2 separate regions of the Homo sapiens genome follow, and region 2 is linked to region 1. A link is a contact called in ENCODE Hi-C data. All regions are on one chromosome and are shown on one strand. The core of a region is the stretch at or near the end of the contact, and the rest is flanking DNA. Distances in the headings are between cores, read along the strand shown.

Region 1 (7,877 bases), core at 2,032-4,531:
GTGTCAAAATTTATTTAATCCATCTCCTATCGATGGAAATATAGGCTGCCTCTAGGCAATTGTTCTTGCCACAGCCCTGAGACCTAAGCTCTAGTCTTATATCCTCATTTTATGGATGAGAAAACAGGCTCAGAAAGGTTGTGGCATGTGGTCCAGCTCACACAGGAAATAATCGGAAACCAGGTTCTCATCCAGTGACCTTACCCTTAACCACAATGAAAATAGCTTTTATTTTGAGCCAGGAAATTACTTACCCACACACATAATTTTCTGTTTTAGAACAGTTTTAGATCTACAGAAAACCTTTGAGGATAAGATAGAGACTGCGGCCCGCAGTCCACCACGGTAGGGCCATGGGGAGTGCTCATAGGGAAGGTGTTCCTGGCATCCGAGGGTGCACGGAGGGAGCCGGGTGCTATAAGCTGTGCCCGGTCACTGCCGCCTCCCACCCTCAGCGCCGGGTGCTCCCAGCTCTGGGGGATAGCAGGTGGTAAGGGTATCTTCCTTATTCCTGCTCCCTCCTCCAAAGTGTCCTCATCCAACCCAGACGGAGCCAGCCGACATCTCAGCTAGCCTCTCAGCCAGACTCTCAGCCAGCCAGCCTCTCACTCAGCCAGGAAGACTGCCCGCTAGCCTCTCGACCAGCTTCTCAGCCAGCCCACCAGCATCTCAGCGGGCCAGCCAGCCTGCTGGCAAGCCTCCAAGACAGCCACTCGGCCAGCCTCCCAGCCTACCCCTCACCCAGCCTCCCAGTCAGCCACTTAGCCGGCCAGCCATTTAAGACTGAGCCCAATCTCTCTCCCATTGCAAAATTTCATTACTATGTTCCCTATACCTATCATGATGGTCCTGAAAAATCTGCCTTACCGTATTTTAACATGTGCCATTGAATAATTTTTTCTTCTACAGAGGTAGATGCTATTATTAGAATCACTTTATAGAGGAGGATAAAGAAGTACAGAGAGTACTGTCTCAGATTCCCTGTCTCAGGTGCCCGGGCTCATGTACAGTCTCAGGTGCACTGCCTCTCTCTTTAGCCAGCTGGTTCCCCAGCCAACGGTGCACCCTAAATCCCCAGGGAATGACAAAGTTGAGAGATTGGGTGAGGCTCAAATGCCATGGATGTTTTTAGTTATGAAGAGCTCAAGTCATCTCTAAACCTCCCAAAAGCCAGGGGTAGTCATTTCACAGAGCAACCAGTATGGTCCTTGAGGTCCCTCAGGCATGAACCTGGCTGTTGACTCTGGGTCTATTATAGAAATTCCAGATGAGAACTCCACTTTCAAGGGCAAGCACCAAGCCCTCACTGCCACTGGTAAGCCCTCTGTTCTTATCAGCAAGCTGTGAGATTATGCAGTTTTTGTGTTTGTTCTCCTTGTGGTAGATGATTTCAAATTACATGAGAATAATTTATGACCAATTTGGGTTGCATTATTCAATCAGGATTGCAGGGGTGGCAGAATCACCAGGTCAGCTCAGGCTTTGGGTATTTCTTTTTTCCTTTTCTTTCTTTTCTTTTTTTTTTTTAAGACATGGTCTTGCTCAGTCTCCCAGGCTGGAGTGCAGTGGCATGCTCATGGCCCACTGCAGCCTCCACCTCCTGGGCTCAAGCAATCCTGCTACCTCAGCCTCCCTAGTACCTGGGACTACAGGTGTGCACCACCATGACTGGCTAATGTTTGTTTTTAGTAGAGACAGGGTTTCACCATGTTCCCAGGCTGGTTTTGAACTCCTGGGCTCAAGCGATACACCTGCCTCGGCCTCCCAAAGTGCAGGTGTGAGCCACCATGCCAGGTGGGTATTTTCATTAAAAAAGGCAAAAGCCCTTGCTGATGGGAGCTGCATCAACTAAAACATGAATTCACCATAATTGGTGATTTTTGCCCCCTGAATCCTAGTCATAGTCCAAGTGAAATAGCAAGACACAAACAGGGGCATTGGCCAACAGCCTAGTTCTGAAGGAGATGGAGCAGATGTGGACACGTGGAGTCAGGCTTCCAGAAGTCATCAGGTGGATGTGTGAAGTCAGGCTTCCAAGGCAGCTCACGCGCATGGCTGTTGGCTGGGGGCCTCAGTTTCTCACCACACTGATATTCCCACAGGGTTGCTTCAGCGTCCTCACAACAGGATGGCTGACTTCCCCAAGAGAGCAGCTCAAGAGAGAGCAAGGAGAAAGACACAACATCTTTAATGATCTATGCTTGGAAGCTATATGTTGCCACTTTTGCAATATCCTACAGATCGCTTAGCTCCATCCAACATGGAAAGGGATCAGACACGGGCATCATTGCCAGATGATAATCCCTGATGGTCATCTTGGATGCTGGCCACCACAGTTACATTTGAGGTGAGTGTGGCAGGAGCAGAGCACATCTGGGGCAGATGTGGCAGGAATGAAGGATGGAAAAGGAGCTAAGGTTGTGAGTGTCTATTTAAGCCAAAGATGAGAGTTCTAGCTGGGAATAAACAGACATTACTAATATAAGAGTGTGACATTATCATGTTGGCATTTTATTTTTATTTTATTTTATTTTTGAGACAGGGTCTTGCTCTGTCATCCAGGCTGGAGTGCAGTGGCACAATCATAACTCACCGTAGCCTCAAACTCCTGGGCTCAAGTGATCCTCCATCTCAGCCTCCTGAGTAGCTGGGACTACAGGTGTGCACAACCATGCCCAGCAAAAAAAAAAAATTTTTAATCAGAGTCTTGCTCTGTTGCCCAGGCTGGAATGCAGTGGTGCAATCATCACTCACTGCAGTTTTGACCTCCCCAGGCTCATGTGATCCTCCCACCGCAGCCTCCCAAGCAGCTGAGACTACAGGTGTGTGCCACCATGACCAGCTAAGCTAATTTTTGTATATATATATATATACATATTTTGGTAGAGATGTGGTTTCACCATGCTACCCAGGCTGGTCTGGAACTCCTGGCCCTAATGCCTGCCTTGGCCTCCCAAAATGCTGGGATTACAAGCATGAGTCGCTGTGCCCAGCCTCATGTGCTCATTCTGAGGGAGATATTACAGGATTTGGTGATTGAATGAAGGAGGAGGAGGGAAAGGAAAATATTTCTGATGACAGTGAGGATTTTAACATGTTATGGTTTCAGAAGACACCATCACCCAGGGAGGCTTGAATATATCACCTGACTCAGTTACTGATATGCATCTCTCCTTCCTTAGCAAATGTGAAAACCTCAATTTTTTTTCTTGTTACCCTGCTCTTTCAGGCTGCTCTCCACCCCCAAATGTACTGCCAGCTGCTGTTTATTTAGGAAACGAAAGCTAATTTTAGTGTTAGCTTTAGCCAACCCTAATCTCGAAGCAAATCAGCTGCAAGTACAAGGGGCTTCAGAGTCAAACAGAAATACCTTTGGACTTACCTGCTGGACAAAGTTATCTCAATACTCCCCAGCACCGCTCTACTATGGATCTAAAAATAATGATTTTCCCTGCTGAATTTTGAAAATATCATGTTCACTGTATTTGCTTTATCCTCCACCTGGGATGCTCTTCCTTCAGTTCTCTGCTCAAATGTCATCGTATCAGTGACAGATGCTGAACTCCTTATGTAAACTAGCACCCCACTCCACCTTCTTGGGTGGAAAATCAACCACTTTGATTTTCTTCATAGCACCAATTGCCGTCTGACAAATGACATATTTACTTGGCAAGCAGTTTATTGTATCTCCTCACCCCTTTCATAGATTACAAGCCCCATGAGGGCAATGACCTGTGTATTTTGGTCACTGCTGTATCCCCAGAGGCCCCTGAAACAGTGGAATACCTCAATTTCTATTTGCATAATGTCATCCAGGGCTGGCCAAGGTGGAAGGCCTGGGATATGAAACCTTTAAACAAACTGCTGGTGGCAATGTTGCTTGAAATCAACTTTCTGAAAAGTAATTTGACTTGATACTCTCTTTAAAAAAAAATTAAGGTCAGGTGCAGTGGCTCATGCCTGTAATCCTAGCACTTTGGGAGGCCAAGGCAGGAGGATTACTTGAGCCCAGGAGTTCAAGACCAGCCTGGGCAACATAGTGGTACCCTGTCTCTACAATTTTTTTTTTAAATTAGCCCAATGTGGTGGCATTCGCCTGTGATCCCAGCTACTTAGGAAGCTGAGGCAGGTGGATCATTTGAACCTGGCAGGTCAAGGCTGCAGTGAGCCATGTTTGCACTATTGCACTCCAGCCTGGATGACAGAGAAAGACCCTGTCTCGATTTTAAAAATTTAATATTTTTAAACTTTTATTATCTTAAAAAAATTATATATATATGTATATATTTTGTGTGTGGAGACAGGGTCTCACTATGTTGCTCAGGCTGGCCTCAAACTCCTGGCCTCAAGTGATCCTCCCTCCTTGGCCTCCCAAAGTGCTGGGATTATAGGCATGAGCCACTGCACCTGGTCTTACTTTTAAATTTTTAATTAATTTATTTATTTTTAAGAGGTAGGGTTCTTGCTATGTTGCCCAGGCTGGATTTAGACTCCTGGGATCAAGAGATCTTTCTGCCTCGGCTTCCAGGGTAGCTGGGACTGTGGTGTGCAGCACTGCACCTGGCTGGTTCTATTTTTTTTTTTTTTTTTTTGAGACAGAGTCTGGCTCTGTTGCCCAGGCTGGAGAGCAGTGGCACAATCTAGGCTCACTGCAACCTCCATATCCCAGGCTCAAGCCATACTATCACCTTGGCCTTCCAAGTAGCTGGGACTACAGGTGCATGCCAGCTAATTTTTGTAATTTTTTTTTTTTTTTTTTTTGTAGAGATGGGGTTTAGCCATGTTGCCCAGGATCCTGGGCTCAAGCGATCTGCCCACCTGGGCCTCCCAAAGTGCTGGGATTGCAGGTATGAGCCACCACTCGCGGCCTTGATTCTCTTTCTATATGTTTATCCTAAGGATGGAATCAGCATTGTAGATAAATATTTAGAACAGAGGTTGGCAAACCTTTTCTGTAAATAGTCAGATTGTAAGTATTTGAGGCTTTGTGGGACATAAGGTTTCTGTTGCAACTACTCCACTTTGCCTTGAAAGCAACCATAGACGCTATGGGAATAAATGCACGTGGCTGTGTTCCAACAAAACAGGCAGCAAAGTGAATCTGGCCCACAAGCTGCAGTTTGCTGACTGAGATTTAGAACAAAATGCCGATTATAATGGCAAAGATTGTGAATGTCCTAATTATTCAACAACTGGGAGTTACTTAAATTATACAGCATCCACAAGATAAAAAAGAAGTTACAGCCATTAAAAATGGTATTTTCAAAGAAATTGTAATGAACTAGTGATGGGCTCAGAGCATAATTATGTCAATGAGAGTCAATTTAGCCATTAATTAAGACTCTGAACTCTGGAGTCAGAGAAATTGAAACTTCAAACTTGAGCACTTTCTAGCTGTTTGACCTTAAGCAAATTGTTTAACTTCTGGGAAACCTTTCCTTATTTAAGAAATGGAAACAGAAATATTATCTATCTTGTAAGGTTGTTGAAAGATAATGCATAGATCATATTGCTTAGCATACAATAAGTGCTTAACAAATCATTGTTTCCAAGTGGGGAATTAAAAATGGAATTATTTTTATAGGTTCGTGGATTTCAAAGCTGGAAGGAAACCTTGTAAGTCCCTCAAAATAGGTGCTCAGTAAATGTCTCCCAGTCTGTTTCTAAAAGGCAAGGGAAGGACTTTGATTGGTTCATTGAGTGTCACATGACCACACTCTGGCCCAATCATTGTGTCAGCAAGTTGAAGTACTATGGTTCCTCTCAGACTTGCTCTTCGACTTGTGCCTGCAACAGGCAGGGCAGCAGTACAAACTGGCCATGGAGCACAAGATTTCTTTTCGAGACAGGGTTTTGCCCTGTGGCCCAGGTTGGAGTGTAGTGGCACAGATTACAGTTCACAGTAATCTTGAACTCCTGGGCTCAAGGGATCCTCCCACCTCAGCCTCCTGAGTAGCTGAGATTACAGGTGCCTGCGCCCATGCCCTGCTCAATGTGTCTTTTCTATAAGCACCCACGTGCTTATAGACAATGACGGTGATGGCAGGTGAGTCCCTGCCTTGGTTAGTTTACCAGTCCCTGTCTGGTGGTCTTTTGGGAACTTTCCAGACTTTGGCACATAGCATGGTAGAGCATTTCCAAAATATATATCCTGGATCGCACTTCTTATCACGCTTTGTGCTCTGGGGTGCTGAGTGTCTGTTTCTTTCTGTCTTTGTTCCTTTCTTTCTTTCGTTCATTCATACACACACACACACACACACACACACACACACACACACACACACACACACAGGGCCTTTCTCTGTCACCTAGGCTGCAGTGCAGTGGTGCAATCACAGCTCACTGCAGCCTTGACCTCCTGGGCTCAAGCGGTCCTCCCACCTCGGCCTCCTGAGCAGCTGGGAGGCCTCCTGAGTAGCAGGGACTACAGGTGCACACCACCATGCCTGACTAATTTTTGTATTTTTTGTAGAGATAGTGTTTCATCATGTTGCCTAGGCTGGTCTCAAACTCCTGGGCTCAAGTGATCCACCTTCCAAACTGTTGGCATTACAGGGGTGAGCCACCACACCGGGCCCTGAGTGTTATGCTTACTGTTTTGACTCTTTTGAGCCCTTATAGTACAGTCCTGAGTTGCTCAACGATGAAGATCTGTTTCAAGACATGTGTCATTAGGCAAGGTCATCTCTGTGTGAACATCATAGCGTGTACTCACATAAACCTAGATGGTATAGCCTTCTACACACCTAGGCTATAGGTATAATGGTATAGCCTGTTGCTCCTGGGGTACAAACCTGTACAGCACGTTCCTGTACTGAAGATTTTAGGCAATTGTAAAACAACGGGAAGTATTTGTATATCTCAACATAGAGAAGTTACGGTAAAAATACAGCATTATAATCTTATGGGACCATCATTGTGTACGCAGCCTGTTGTTGGTGGAAACATTGTCGCAGTGCATGACTGTATACATGATGCAGTGATTACAGTGGTAGGGATTGAGTATCCTGGTATAAGGGGCTGTGCTTTTGAAAATCTGTTTTTTTCTCTCTTGCTTTCTTTTTTTTTTTTCTTTTGAGACAAGGTCTCACTCTGTTGCCCAGGCTGGAGTGCAGTGGAGTGATCTCAGCTCAGTGCAACCTCTGTCTTTTAGGCTCAAGCCGTCCTCCCACATCAGCCTCCCAAACAGTTGGGACTACTGGCGCATGCTACCATGCCCAGCTAAATTTTTTTTTTTTTTTTTTGGTAGAGACTGGGTCTCACTACATTGCCCAGGCTTGTCTTGAACTCCTGAGCTCAAGAGATCCGCCCACCTCAGCCTCTCAAAGTGCTGGGATTACAGGCATGAGCCACCGTGCCTGGCCTCTCTTGCTTTTTTCTCTCCCTCTTCTTCCATAAAACCCAATTCCCTGCCTTATAATCAATCTCCCCGTTTACTTTTCTCTCTCCCTCTTCCCTCTACAACTTTCTCCAGTTCCAACTGCCTTGCTAACCTGATGATTTCCATTCACTGGTTCTTGGTGCTCTGATATCTTTGCTTTGTTTGTAATTTTACTGTCAGTGCATTTAAAGTCTAATTCAACGTTCAAAGTTCCCTGTAACCCACCCCAAACCGATCTACGACATCCTTATCTGTGCATCAACAATCTTGTTGGGTGCTGACAGAAAATACAGATTTCCTGGGCCCCACAGTAGGCCTATGGACACAGATCTCTGGGAGTGGGGTTTTTGGTAAAAATTATTCTAACAAAATTCTTATGGGGATCTGATGAACAGACAGCTTGGGGATCTCTTGTCACGGCTGAATTTATTACACTCGTAAATTTACAGTTATTATATGTGAATGGATGTCCATCTTCTCTACCAAATCCTGA
Region 2 (7,877 bases), core at 1,454-3,953, 420 kb after region 1:
CTCCTGAGTAGCTGAAATGACAGGCACGTGCCACCACACCCAGCTAATTTTTTTTTTTTTTTGAGACGGTGTTTCGCTCTTGTTGCCCAGGCTGGAGTGCAATGGCGCAATCTCAGCTCACCGCAACCTCCGTCTCCTGGGTTCAAGTGATTCTCCTGCTTCAGCCTTCCAAGTAGCTGGGATTACAGGTGCCCCTCCAAGGCCTGGCAATTTTTTTTTTTTTTTGTATTTTTAGTAGAGATGGAGTTTCTCCATGTTGGTCAGGCTGGTCTCGAACTCCTGACCTCAGATGATCCACCCACCTCGGCCTCTCAAAGTGCTAGGATTACAGGCGTGAGCCACCGTGCCCGGCCCACACCCAGCTAATTTTTTAATTTTTTCTTTTTTTTTTTATTGAGACAGAGTCTTACTATGTTGCCCAGGCTGGTCTCCAACTCCTGGGCTCAAGAGAGCTTCCTGCCTCAGCCTCCCAATGTGCTGGGATTACAGGCAAGAGCCAATACACCTAACCTGGTTTTTGCTTCTTTATGGGACTTCGGAGCATTGGTCTGAATGACCAGACCATGAATCTCAGGCCAGAGCTGATACTGAGAAGCTAATAAAGAAACTTGCCATTCTTAGTGGCACTGCAGATGTGTCAGCCAAACCCTACCCACAGATGTTCACCCCTAGAAAAATAGGGATCAGCTGGGCATGGTGGCTCACGCCTGTAATCCCAGCACTTTCAGAGGACGAGGCAGGTGGATCACCCGAGGTCAGGAGTTCGAGACCAGCCTGGCCAACATGGTGAAACCCCGTCTCTACTAAAAATACAAGATTAGCCAGGCGTGGTGGCACATGCCTGTAATCCCAGCTACTTGGGAGGCTGAGGCTGGAGAATAGCTTGAACCCAGGAGGTGGAGGTTACGGTGAGGCGAGATCACGCCATTGCACTCCAGGCTGGGCAACAAGAGTGACGCTCCATCTCAAAAAAAAAAAAAAAAGAAGAAAAGAAAAACATAGAATGTACAACACCAAGAGTGAACCCTAATGTAAACGATTACCTATAATTAATAATAATGTATCAATTTGGTTCATCAATTTTAACAGGTGTGCCACACCAATGCAAGATGTCAATAATGGGGAAACTAAAGGAAGGGGGGTGAAAGTAATATCTGGGAACTTCCTGGACTTTCTGCTCAATTGTCTGTAAACCTGCTGTTTCTGTAAAATTGCTCTTTTTAAAGTCTGCTATTTAAAAAACAATAGTATAATTCAGCTTGAAAAATAAAGGTAAAGGCTGGGCACGGTGATCACGCCTGTAATCCCAGCAATTTGGGAGGCAGAGGCGGGCGGATTACCTGAGGTCAGGAGTTCCAGACCAACCTGACCAACATAGGGAATCCCCATCTCTACTAAAAATACAAAATTAGCTGGGCCTTGTGGCGCATGCCTGTAATCCCAGCTATTTGGGAGGCTGAGGCAGGAGAATCGCTTGAACCCAGGAGGCAGAGGTTGCAGTGAGCCGAGATCACACCATGGCACTTCAGCCTGGGCAACAAGAGCAAAACTCCATCTAAAAATAAATAAATAAATACAAATAAATAAAGGTAAATAAATCAAGAAGAGGCCAGGTGCAGTGGCTCATGCCTGTAATCTCAGCACTTTGGAAGCCCGAGGCCGGCAGAATACTTGAGTCCAGGAGTTACCACCCTGGACAACATAGTGAATGCCGTCTCTACAAAACAAAACAAAACAAAACAAAACAAAACAAAACAAACAAACATATATATATACGTATATATGTGTATATATACGTATATATGTACATATACGTGTATATATGTATATATACATGTATATATGTATATATGTATATATATGTGTATATATACATATATAAATACGTGTATATATATGTATATATATACATATATATATAAAATTGGCTGCGCCCAGGGTCTCACTCCTGTAATCCCAGCACTTTGGGAGGCTGAAGCAAGAGGATCACTGGAGCTCAGGGATTTGAGACCAGCAACATAGTGAGACCCCATCTCTAGAAAATATAAAAAACCAGTTTGGCATGGTGGTGCACAGCTACTTGGGAGTCTGAGACGGGAGGATCACTTGAGCCTCGGAGGTTGAGGCTGCAGTGAACCACGATCACACCACTGTACTCCATCCTGGGTGACAGAGTGGGACCCTGCCTCAAACAAACAAAGCAGTGAAAGGAATGTAAAGACATCCTCCAAAATTCTCATTTTCTCATTATGATGCTTCAATGCTTTTATCCAACTATTAAATATCAAATTATTTCTAAATAATTTGGGGGTCTCCCCTGTTTTGCTACTGGCCCTAAACTCTATTGGGTAATCCAGCCCTGATACAGCTCATTTCCTTAGCAAACATTTATTTGCTCAACGAATATTTACATGTTGATATTTGCCAAGTGCCAAGCATTCTAAGAAGACAAAAGTTACCTAAAAAAAAATAATTTTATATATATATATATATATATATATATATATATATATATATATATGCCTTCAAAGAATTTACACGAGGGGTCAGGGAAATGACAAGCAAATTTCATTCTTGTAAAAACGAGCCCAGAGCCATCAGTACGTGGGGGATTAAGTGGCTTCACCACAAAGACACAGACTTGCTGGGACTTGAAGAGAAGCTCGTCTGCCAAGTAGGTGAGGGAAAGAGGAAAGGAATGCCTGGCAGAGTACAGCTGGGTGAGCGGGGTGTGCCCTCGAGTTCTGGGAGCTAGGTGTCACCCTGCTTGGGCAGGCTGGATCTGTAGTTAGAGGTGGAAAAGTGGGCAGAGACCAGATCTGGGGGCTTCCAAAAAGCTCCTTCTTAGCCGGGTGCAGTGGCTGACGCCTGTAATCCCAGCACTTTGGGAGGCCGAGGCAGGCAGATCACTTGAGGTCAGGAGTTGGAGACCAGCCTGACCAACATGGTGAAACCCTGTCTCTACTAAAAAAACAAAAATTGCTCAGGCTTGGTGACGGGCACCTGTAATCACAGCTACTCAGGAGACTGAGGCATGAGAATCTCTTGAACCTGGGAAAGGGAGGTAGCAGTGAGGCGAGATCATGCCACCACACTCCAGACTGGGTGACAGACTGAGACTCTGTCTCAAAAAAAACGAAAGCCTCTTCTCATAAGTTTACTCTACGTGAAGGTAACCGAGATGCTCTTAGGCAAGGGAGGCTCCTGGTCAGAAATAAGTTGTTTGGGAACACGAAATGTCCCCTGGCAGCTTTGGAGGAGGCCGGACTGAAGGCAACTGGACCAGATCCAGGGCTATTGCTGCAAGGAAGGCGTGACCCAGAAAAGGAGCAGAGGAAGGCATGGATTTGCCAGAACATGGAGGTGGAACCGACAGGACTTACTGATTGATCATAGGTCCGGGAGCATGAGAAGGAGGAGGCAGGCTGATTCCCAGGTTCTAGATGGTCACTGGGAGGATCCTGGGTCAGGAAACCAGGCAAGGAGCTGCAGGAGGGAAGAAGGAGATGACCATTAGGTCTGGGACCCACTGAGTCCCAGGGCCTGTGGATGTCCAGGTAGAGATGGCGAGTCAGCCACTGTGTGGGCAGAACTGGAGTTCTAGAGAGAGGATGGGTGAGAATAAAAGCAGGGACTGTGCTGTGGGTTTGAGTGTCCAGGCAGGAGACAATGGAAGGACTGCAGCAGTGAGATCACCTTTGCAAAAATTATGACAGGGAGAAAAATCTGATATAGTTGATTCCATCTTGCTCCTTTTTTTTGTATACAATTTTTTTTTTTAATTAACTGGACATGGTGGCACACCAATAGTCCCAGCTACCTAGGAGTTCAAGGATGCAGTGAACTGTGATCACACCACTGCACTCCATCCTGGGTGACAGACTGAGACCCTGTCTCAAAAAAAAAGAATAAAAGTAAAAATAAAAAATAAAAAGAGCCTGCACCCTCCATCTCTCTCTTGCTTTCTCTCTCTCCATGTAATCTCTGCACACAGGAGCTCCCCTTTCCCTTCCACCATGAGTAGAAGAAGCCTGAGGCTCTCACCAAATGGCTAGTCTTCCAGCCAGCACAATCATGAGCCAAATACGCTCTTTTCTTTACAAATTACCAGTCTCAGGTATTCCTTTATAGCAACACAAACAGACTAAGACATTCCTGTACAGAAAGTCTGCCAACTGCTGATCTAGGAAAACTGACTGTGGCATCTGCTCCCTTAACCACTGCCCTAGACTGCCTCTGGGGCCCTCAGCTAGCAGTGATGATAAATGCTGGTGTGTTTTGACCCTCCAACAAGATGCATCCTTTGGAGAGAAGGGACATGACCCTTCTTAGGTACAGTTTTTTTTGTTTTTGTTTTTTGTTTGTTTGTTTGTTTTGAGATGGAGTTTTGCTCTTGTTGCCCAGGCTGGAGTGCAATGACACAATCTCAGTTCACCACAACCTCTGCTTCCTGGGTTCAAGCAATTCTCCTGCCTTAGCCTCCTGAGTAGCTGGGATTACAGGCATGCGCCACCATGCCTGGCTAATTTTTTTTTTTTTAGATGGAGTCTCGCTCTGTCGCCCAGGCTGGAGTGCCGTGGCAAATCTCAGCTCACTGCTATCTCTGCCTCCCGGGTTCAAGTGATTCTCCTGCCTCAGCCTCCCAAGTAGCTGGGACTACAGGCACGTGCCACCATGCCTGGCTAATTTTTGGTATTTTTAGTAGAGATGGGGTTTCCCCATGTTAGTCATGATGGTCTTGATCTCCTGACCTCGTGATCCACCGCCTCGGCTTCCCAAAGTGCTGGGATTACAGGCGTGAGCCACCGCACCCAGCCTTAGGTACAGTTTTTATAGTAATATATTTGGATTTTATTAATGAACATTTGTCTCAAGAACTAAACAGTAATGTAACAGCTAAAATGTGATGCATAGAAGACAATATAGGAGTAAATCTTTGTAACTTTGGGTGAAGCAAAGCCGTCTTAGATATGACACCAAAACACAAATGACAAAAGAAAAAAATAGGGCTGGGTGCAAGTGGCTCGTGCCTGTAATTCCAGCACTTTGGGAGTCTTGCTTGAGCCCAAGGAGTTTGAGACCAGCCTGGGCAACATGGCAAAACAAATCTCTACAAAAAATACAAAAATTAGCCAAGCACGGTGGCATGCACCTGTAGTCCCAGCTACTAGGAAGGCTGAGTGAGAAGGATCACTTTAGCCAAGGAGGTTGAGATACAGTGAGCCGTGATTGCACCACTGCACTACAGCCTGGGTAACAGAGCAGGACCCTGTCCCAGAAAAGATAAGAAAAAAAAATTGATAAATTGGACTAAAAAAAGTAGTGATGCTGGGCATGGTGGCTCACACATGTAATCCCAGCACTTTGGGAGGCCAAGGCGAGCGGATCACGAGGTCAGCAGATAGAGACCATCCTGGCTAACATGGTGAAACCCTGTCTCTACTAAAAATACAAAAAATTAGCCGGGCGTGGTGGCGGGCACCTGTAGTCTTAGCTATTCGGGAGGCTGAAGCAGGAGAATCGCTTGAACCCGGGAGGCAGAGGTTACAGGAAGCCAAGATTGCGCCACTGCACTCAAGCCTGGTCAACAAAGCAAGACTCCTTCTCAAAAAAAAAAAAAAAAGTAGAGATGTCTAGGCCTCACCCTCAGAAATCCAGATTTAAATGAGTTGCAGCAGAATTCAAGCATCTGTATATTTCTAAAACCTTCACATTGATTCCAAGTATAGCACCCACTGCCTCTTTTGGCAAATTACATGTATTTATCCCTGGATTACTGCACACACTTCCTGATGGATGGTAGATTTTGAGCTGCTCTCAGTCTGAAAGTCAACTCACTTAATCTGTTCCTGTGCCTGCCACAAAGCTGAGCTGTTGACTATAAATAGCCACAAAAGACTGGAGTTTGTTCTCTTGTTCATGAACCCTTCTAAGTGTTAGATACTGTCATCCAAAGACCACCAAGATGACTAAGTAACAGGAGAGTTGTATTTGGTGACATCAGTTCACAAACCAGGAAGAGACAGTCTCCTGAATGTGTGGAAGCTGCTCTCTCTTTGACGGGAGAAAGGGCAGGCTGGGTTTTATGCCTTACAGGGCCTGTATTACACAATGGAATCATACATATTCAGCAGGTTTGGGGAAAAGACTACGCATATTTATGAGGGGAATTAAGTACATGCACAATGGGTAAACATATGTGTAACATACATCCCATGTTCACATTGGGGTGGGGTTTTAGCAATAAAATGAGGTGGAATTTGGCTCTCTGTGTCAAAAGGTGAGCTATAGGACACAAAGACAGTTTGTGTGCAGTCTCTATAAGCCGGCTGAAACTGCTTAAGGTCTGCAGTTGCTCATCAGAAGACAATGTCTATAAGGTCAGTCCTCTGTCCAATCAGAGTTGTAGCAGTCTGGGTATAAATCAAAGTTAGGAGGGGTATGATAATTTGCCTTGACATCTCCTATTGTGAGGGAGCTTAGCAAGAGTGTAGTTATTCTTGCAGCCATAGGAATTTAGGAATTTAGGAAGGAATTCATGCCAGCCAATACCTAAACCCGTGACCTGTAGGTAATTTTTGTTTCCTTAACCTTAAAGTCCATCTTTTTTTTTTTTTTTCTTAGATGGAGTCTTGCTCTGTCACCCAGGCTGGAGTGCAGTGGCACAATCTCAGCTCACTGCAACCTCCACCTCCTGAATTCACGCCACATGCCATTCTCCTGCTTCAGCCTCCTGTAGCTGGGATTACAGGCACGCCCCACCATGCCCAGCTAATTTTTGTATTTTTAGTAGGGACGGGTTTTCCCCATGTTGGTCAGGCTGGTCTCAAACTCCTGACCTCGGGATCTGCCCGCCTCGCCTCCTAAAGTGCTGGGATTACAGGCGTGAGCCACTGCACCCGGCAGGGTCCATCTTAATCAAGAGGAGTCTGTTTTGGGCTCTCAGATGACAACACAAACACTTCCTCTTGTCTGGACTGAGACAAGATCCTAATAACTACTTGCCCACAAGATGGGAACACAGCAGGAACCAGCTGTGGGGATTTGGAAAACAGTCCAACAGCAATTTTTTCCACACAGCACACTATTCTGTTCAGAATCTTGAACCTGGCTATAGTTAAGGGAGCCGCACCCACAGATATAAGCCAACTACCTAACTCAGAGATCTTCAGTAGCTTCTCTTGGCCTTCACCATGGTCTGCGTAGCCTGGTTCATTGCAGCAGTCAGGGCTCAATGCAGAAATACTATGAGCTATGGGATAAGAGAGTTACTCTAGGAATTAGACCTTACAGAATCATAGGAGAAGCTGGGGAAGGGACAGACTAGGAGGAAAGTTGGAGGCTCAGAGGAGGTACTGGCCAGTCCATCTGAGTAGCCAGGCACATTTAGTCACTGAAAGAGGATGGCCAAGGGAACGCTCTATGGTAACCTGTGCCTGTATGTAGCTACTACCACCAAGCACCTGGTGGTGGGCCTGGGGCTGTGTTGGTCATCAGGGTCAGAAGTCAGGAGAAGAGCTAGATGCAGAGGACAGCAAGGACAAACTGGAGCCCACAGGTATCTGTGTCTATTGCCACATCTAACCACAGTGGCCTTGGGGGATGGCTGCTGCTCACTTGCACCTGCCTCTTTCAGCCAAGTCTAACTGTGGCTAGAATCCCTGAAGACATAATTTCAAGCTAGAGTCTCCCTCTGTCACCCAGGCTGGAGTGCAGTGGCATGATCTCGGCACACTGCAACCTCTGCCTCCCACGTTCAAGTGATCTTTGTGCCTCAGCCTCACAAGTGCTGGCCACCATGCCCATGTTTTTTGTTTGTTTGTTTTTTTGAGATGGAGTGTTGCTCTGTTGCCCAGGCTGGAGTACAATGGCGCGAT

What was found. Hi-C counts contacts between places; a loop is a spot of excess contacts on that map. Pooled maps may share reads with other maps.
Region 2: a loop to region 1 is called in a map of endothelial cell of umbilical vein, with 6 times the contacts of the local background. The contact joins two enhancer-like sites. A Hi-C loop is called at or near these places in 2 of 168 maps with a recorded cell type or tissue (endothelial cell of umbilical vein and heart left ventricle), 2 of 37 single-sample maps with no recorded cell type and 9 of 50 pooled maps.

What each region holds. Positions count from the first base shown.
Region 1 is chr16:19,375,900-19,383,776 of GRCh38, reverse strand. The region is part of intron 1 of LOC105371114 (a long non-coding RNA gene); the gene reads left to right. Among named protein-coding and RNA genes, the nearest start is that of TMC5, 38 kb to the left of the region's middle. Within about 2 kb of position 3,281, at least 2 of the 41 ENCODE cell types and tissues checked have a DNase peak (open chromatin) inside an H3K27ac peak, as active enhancers do.
Region 2 is chr16:18,957,402-18,965,278 of GRCh38, reverse strand. No RefSeq gene overlaps it. Among named protein-coding and RNA genes, the nearest start is that of TMC7, 23 kb to the left of the region's middle. Within about 2 kb of position 2,703, at least 9 of the 41 ENCODE cell types and tissues checked have a DNase peak (open chromatin) inside an H3K27ac peak, as active enhancers do.